Linked DNA regions of Homo sapiens: region 1 is linked to region 2. Evidence: chromatin contacts called from ENCODE Hi-C data. All regions are on one chromosome and are shown on one strand. Each heading gives the region's core, a stretch centred on a gene start or an enhancer-like site at or near the end of the contact. The rest is flanking DNA. Distances are from core to core; before and after follow the strand shown.

What was found. A loop is a pair of places that touch in the nucleus more often than their neighbours do. Pooled maps may share reads with other maps.
Region 1: a loop to region 2 is called in a pooled map, with 5 times the contacts of the local background. The contact joins the promoter of A2M here to the enhancer-like site in region 2. A Hi-C loop is called at or near these places in 2 of 37 single-sample maps with no recorded cell type and 7 of 50 pooled maps.

What each region holds. Positions count from the first base shown.
Region 1 is chr12:9,113,850-9,117,213 of GRCh38, forward strand. It overlaps A2M (alpha-2-macroglobulin), which reads right to left and starts at 2,070. Exons shown (of 36, transcript NM_000014.6): 1 at 1,915-2,070. The coding sequence starts at 2,000. It also overlaps a transcript of KLRG1 not described here.
Region 2 is chr12:8,995,639-8,998,920 of GRCh38, forward strand. The region is part of intron 3 of KLRG1 (killer cell lectin like receptor G1); the gene reads left to right. Among named protein-coding and RNA genes, the nearest start is that of KLRG1, 7.7 kb to the left of the region's middle. Within about 2 kb of position 1,278, at least 3 of the 41 ENCODE cell types and tissues checked have a DNase peak (open chromatin) inside an H3K27ac peak, as active enhancers do.

The DNA of each region.
Region 1 (3,364 bases), core at 820-3,319, 120 kb after region 2:
CATGTTGTAAAATCTATTTTTACCTTCAAGTTGCTGTAAAAAGTAAGCAAGCTCTCAGTCATGCGGACATTACAAAAACTAATCAAATTATAGAATTTTCATTAAAATATATATACACACATACATACATACACACATTCAGCAGCCCTGTGAAAATTGTATGGTAAGCACTCGCTTCCACTCCACAGATATGGAATCTGAGCCTCAAAGAAAGTGAGCCATTACTTCACAGTCTCAGTTGTGGTAAGCAGCTAATAAGGTCTTAAGAGTGTTACCTAACCATGGATGTTTGCATTTTAAATATTTGCCTTTCAGCTCATGATTAGACAATGGCTCCATCCAAAAATGGTCCTCTGGTGATTGACTTTAGACCTTGGTAACTCATGTGCAGTACAGAAACTTTCTCAGTACCCTGACATGTAATTTAAGATCAACCCTGTAGTTTTTATACATTTTTGCTCACAGAACTCCTAAAATAATTTTTGGACTCTGTGCACTCCTTACATATTTTCAAGTAAACATATTTTTATCATGATTTTAAGTAATAGCAAAAGATATTATTTTTGATGATATTTTAAATTAATACTTAGATTACTTTTACAATTTTCTCATGAATAATAAACACTGTAGTATAAGATACCTACTATCACTATTTAAAAGTACATTAAAAAATTCTTTTAATGGTCTGATATTTAATATCTTTCTCTTCTTTTTTCCTTTTTGAATTTGAATTTCCATGCCAATTACCATACAGAAATTTATCCTAAATTTTTATATTTCAAAAAATGTTGTGAATTATTCTTACTTCTTTATTGTCAAGCATCTATACATATACGTATGTATACTTATGTTCACATATATACATATATGAATACATATACATAAATACATATATATGTAACATATGTGGGTAGGTAAATTTAACTTTAACTCCTCTTTTAAATAGAATGTAACCATAAATTTATAAATATTAAACATTTCCTTCTGACTGAGCTATGTTCAAAAATACTTGTATATAACTGATCAAAACAAAATAAATACAAAGTATGATTCATACATATTAGATATAAAATTAAAATACTTTTGAAGCACATCTTTAATGAGAATGATGAGCTGTTTTTTCCCCCAGTGAATTTATGCATCCATGGATTGCAAGAATTAAACAACATTAATTCTGTTACTATTTTTGTTTTGTGTAGCTATAAGTGCTAAGAAGAATGGCTCACATAAAAGTAAATAAATGGCAGGTAAAACAATTGCATCATTGTTACCACTTCTTGCAACTTCTGCATTACATGCCAAAAATCACCTAGTACTCTATTATCAAGAATCCCTTCTCATCACTCATCAGCTGGTATTTCCTTCAGTTCCTCCTTCAGTTGTGTTGAAACAAAGAATTCATCACCACCTCATCTGCAAAAGGATTTCTCTTCTGACATTAGAGTCCCTTGCTTTTTCAATATCAACACCAGTATTTCAAATTGTTCCTTTATTTGGCACTCTATAGATTTTTATACTCCAGGGCATTGTTCCATGTTTGGTTGTGGGAGAGAATTGTCTTTATTTTTATAAAATAGAAAATGGACCCTTGAGAAAGAGGAAATAAGAAAAGATAAATAGCATGGTCTCAAGTAGATCAATATGAATGTGAATATCTAAAATTTATTCTTTTAAAAAGCTAAAAATTTCTGACACCCCTTAGGAAGGCTTTGCATATTAGAGCTTCAGAGAGTTGGGGAAGAATGATTAAAAGTAAGCAAGTAATGAGTAAACTAGATTTGTAAAATCTGGAAGGAATCTTAGAGATAAGAAGATGACAGTATCATAGGAAAGAAAAAGGAATGATATAAAGAAAAATCTGCAATAAATGAAGGACTCTAGGTTCATGCTTCACGCTCTCTGTGTGGAACTCACGGTTTTCCAGAGACTGAGGCGTCTGTGGGCAGGAGGACCAAGAGGAGAAGAACCAGACTTGGATGAAGGAGTTTGTTCTTCCCCATGTTGCAGAAAGAAGGAGCTGGAGGAGAACAGACTGTATTGTACCCTACTCCCTACAATCCATCTGGTCCCAAACACTTCCCAAAGCAACTGGGCTTTATGCTGCTCTGTGTGCAAACAGGAAGTTCCACCCACACAAGATCTCTAAACAAAGTTGAGGTCTCTGAACATTCTCTGGAAAGGTCATTGATGGCCTATTTATAGTCAAGGTTAATTCCTGGCGGGCTAAATAGAATCCCTGGAGGGCTAAAACTACATTCCCATTCCCGTAAGAGCTCACTTTTACCGTACAGCAGCTAATAAGCTTTTCAACCTCTTCTCTCCCTCACTCCCCCACAACTCCTCACAACGCCTTTTATGGTGCTTCTCACATCTCTTGTATGAATAGCTGGCAAGGAAAACTACAATTTAAGCAACACTGGGCAGGCTCAAAATAGATATTTCACTACAAGTCAGTGTGGCTGCAAGTTCTCCATTAGATATGCCTAACCTAAATGTTTGAAGCCACATCAGAATTCAGTAGTCCTCTTTGAAAATGGCACGAATTAAACCAGTAGCTTTTTGACATTAGGGATATTACTGGGTTGCAGATGAAGAGCCAGGCCCTGGAAGAATGATCATAGAAAAGAGTTTCCTGTTTTAAGAAAGTGAAACAAAGAAACGTGAAGTAACAGGACTTCAAAAACAAATTTTGACCTATTGTGCCTAACAAACTTCCCAATTGCCTTTACCATCGACTACACAGACTTCCTTACTGCCTTCCAAATATGATACTCCTCTGCAAACTTTAAGTCATATAAATGATTTCATTAATCCATCCATCCACCCATGCATTTATTCATCCATCTATTCATGTAGCTATTCAGTTGCTTTGTAAGTATTTTTTGATCCTACTAGGGCTAGACATCATGCAAGATTCTAGAGATAGGGTGGTCAAATAAGTATGAAAACAGGCACTTAAAGATTTTACATTCTTGTTGGGGCAAAAACAGACAGAAAAACAACTACTGTATAAAATACAATATAACACCTACTGTATAAAATACAGTATAAAATACAATATAAAACTACTGTATAAAATACAGTAGCCAAACATATTATTGCAGAAGTTCAGGATGCTCTGGGAGCACATAAGAGAGCACATAACCCAGACCTGGAACCTTTTAAAAAAATTTTGAGGGAAAGCAAAATGTAAATTAAGCTCTGAAGTATGAGTAGTGGTTGTCTCGAAGAACAAAGAGATGAAAAGAGCTTTCTAAGCATAACGAATGACAGATGCAAAGGAGGGAGAAGAATCACGGCACATGCATGAAATGAAAACTATTTGGTATGGAGGAAATATTCCTTTCTGATACTTCAAATCAGA
Region 2 (3,282 bases), core at 28-2,527:
AGTCTTAGGTCCGGAAACCTACAGGTCCAACAACAAGGCAGCAGATTCTTTTTTTTTTTTTTTTGACAGAGTCTCCCTCTGTCATCCAGGCTGGAGCACAGTGGTGTGATCTTGGCTCACTCCAACCTCCGCCTCCCAGGTTCAAGCGCTTCTCCTGCCTCAGCCTCCCAAGTAGCTGGAACTACAGGCGTGTGCCACCATGCCTGGCTAATTTTTTGTATTTTTAGTAGAGATGGGATTTCACCATGTTAGCCAGGATGGCCTTGATCTCCTGACCTTGTGATCTGCCCGCCTCGGCCTCCCAAAGTGCTGGGATTACAGGCATGAGCCACCGTGCCAGTCCTTATATAGTGGAACTTGGGAGGGAGGGAAAGATAGAGATCACGGGGACAGAGTGATTGTGGCAAGGGCTTAAATGCCTTCTTTTAAAAAGTTTTCCCTTAATTCACTGGAATCCAATAAGTTCCAGACTGCAATGTTGAGAAAGTTGGGATATAAGGAAGAAAACACGCGTGCACGTGCATGTGTGTGTGTGTGTGGTGGCCTCCACTTCCTTCAGGCCCCTCAGATCCTTCCTATCCACCCAGCAATCTCTTGGAAAAGAGCTTGCTATTGGTCCTAGACCATCTCAAGGCAATACAAGGAACTGACATCCTGAGGTTGCCTAGTATAAAAATCAATCAAATTCTAATTTGTCAACATAAATAACATCTATAAGGAAAACAAGAAATCTTAGTTTTGTGTTAGTGCTAATTTGATACTGATTTTTGTGTTTTGCTATTGTTTTCTGTTTTCTTTTATTGGGTAGGATCTAGTCACAGAGAACAATTTATTGAGAATTAAACTATATTAACTTACCTTGGGAAAAATCCAGAGGTTACTCTAAAGCAGTGGGGGAGAACATATAGTTCCTAAATTTTATAGCTACCTATATAACTACCTATATAAAGCATACAGATTCTTGTTTTCTGCCAAAGGAACACTTACTCCTTTGGAATTCCACATAGAATCTAAACTCTAAATCATTCCACATTTGTGACTAACTTTTTTTTTTAAAGCCTTCTCTAAGTGAGGTGGCAGAATGCATTGAGTTGTATTAATTAAACATGAGTTCTTAGTTTTATGGCCTCCAGCAATATAGCCTTGCTTTCTGGACCTTGTTGTAGCAACTCCTATTCTCATTCTGATATAGTGACTCTCAGGATTTGAGCTGACTAAAGTCAGTAGCAGAAGTGAGCCATGAACTTGAAACATTGAGGGCAAAACTGATAAACAGGAGTCGTGAGTCATAGCACAAGACACTGCCACAGAAAATTGTGGTGTAGCAGCTGCTATAAATTTCACAGTGTGATCATGAGAGGTGAGGAGGGAAAGGATGAAGGGCACAGAATATCTGGGAAAATGGCAATATTTCTGTTTCTCTGAGGAACCCAGAGGAAGGGCAGGATCATTAGAGGGATTTTGTCCTTCCTCTGCTTCCTGACATGCCCCCATTCCTTAGACTATTGTTGAGTAAAACCAGCAGAGTTACATTCACTGCATTTCCAAATTGAGTTTATTTTCTCCTAAGGCTCCTTGGGGCCAAGTCAGTGCTGGAGAGGGCGGAATGTCCCTGCTAGATGTCATAAGTTTTACTTTTAACATTCCTGTGGAATCTTACTTGATTCTCTGGTTTAATTCTTTTTCTTGCTCCGGCTTTTGTCAGATTCTGTAGAACCAAATTGATTTTACGTGCCCTGCTGCGTCTGTTGTTCTAGTGTTATTATTCTTTTGTTCTCAGGGCAAGATTTACATACTATTTTGAGGTATGTACAATGTTTCTAGTATCATACTGGGGTCTGAGCCACTACCAAAAAAGCAAGAAGTAAAAATAAAAAAGAGAGCTCTATGGATCTATTAAAACTGAAGTTTTTCAAACTGACATTCCATTGGTGGAGAGTGCTGCTAGAGAATTTTGTTGCTATATGTAGAATCTACAGGCCTATGGAAAATATCCCTCTTATGCTGTTAAACGGTCATCTTTCAGTGAGATGCTTACGTAGAGTTCACCTCCTATCTTAGATCACTTACGGCAAAGTGTACAATAATAACAGAGGCTACCATGGATTGAGCACTTGCTTTTTGCCAGATGTTTTATGTATAGTATTCTTTTTTTTTTTCTTTTTGAGATGGAGTTTTGCTCTTGTTGCCCAGGCTGAAGTGCAGTGGCACAATCTCGGCTCACTGCAACCTCTGCCTCCAGGGTTCCAGCAATTCTCCTGCCTTAGCCTCCCAAGTAACTGGGGTTACAGGCGCCTGCCTCCACGCCCGACCTTTATGTATAGTATTCTTAATCGTCACAGCAATTCTAAAAAGTAGAGTTCAACATCCCCATTTTGTTGGTGAATGAATAAAATTCAGAGGAATTGGCTGGGCATAGTGGCTCCTGCCTGTAATCCCAGCACTTTTGAGAGGCTGAGGTGGGTGGATCACTTGAGGTCAGGCGTTCGAGACCAGCCTGGCTAACATGGTGAAACCCCATCTCTGCTAAAAATACAAAAATTAGCTAGGCGTGCTGTTATGCACCTGTAATCCCAGCTTCTTGGGAGGCTAAGGCACCTGAATCGTTTGAACCCAGGAGGTGGAGGCTGCAGTGAGCTGAGACTGCACCACTGCACTCTAGCTTAGGCAGCAGAGTGAGACACTGTCTCAAAAAAAAAAATTCGGAGAATTAATGAGTGTAAGTCTAAGGCTACAAATCTGGCAGAGCCAAATTTTAAATTCTACTCCAGTGGGCATGGTGGCTCACACCTGTAATCCTAGCACTTTGCGAGGCCATGGCAGGTGGATTGCTTGAACCCAGAATTCAAGACCAGCCTGGGCAACATGGCAAGACCCTGCCTCTACAAAAAAATACAGAAATTAGCTGGGTGTGGTGGCGCACACCTGTGGTCCCAGCTACTCGGGAGGCTGAGGTGAGAGAATCCCCTGAACCCAGGAAGTAGAGGCTGCAGTTAGCCGTGATCACACCACTGCACTCCAGCCTGGGCAACAGAGCGAGACTCTGTCTCAAAAAAAAAAAAAAAAATCCACATCAACTCACCTTCAAAGTCACTTATAGAAATATCGTATTTGACAGCTTCCAGAATCCATTTTGCATATGTTCAACAAGACAACTTTTTCTACTAATTGTCTTCTGGTTTCTTTTCTATACATATTTAAAAATTTTTTTGAATTGACATACAGAATGTACATTGTATGACCGTGGATATTTAAATTTATTTATTGTGATGAGGTCTCACT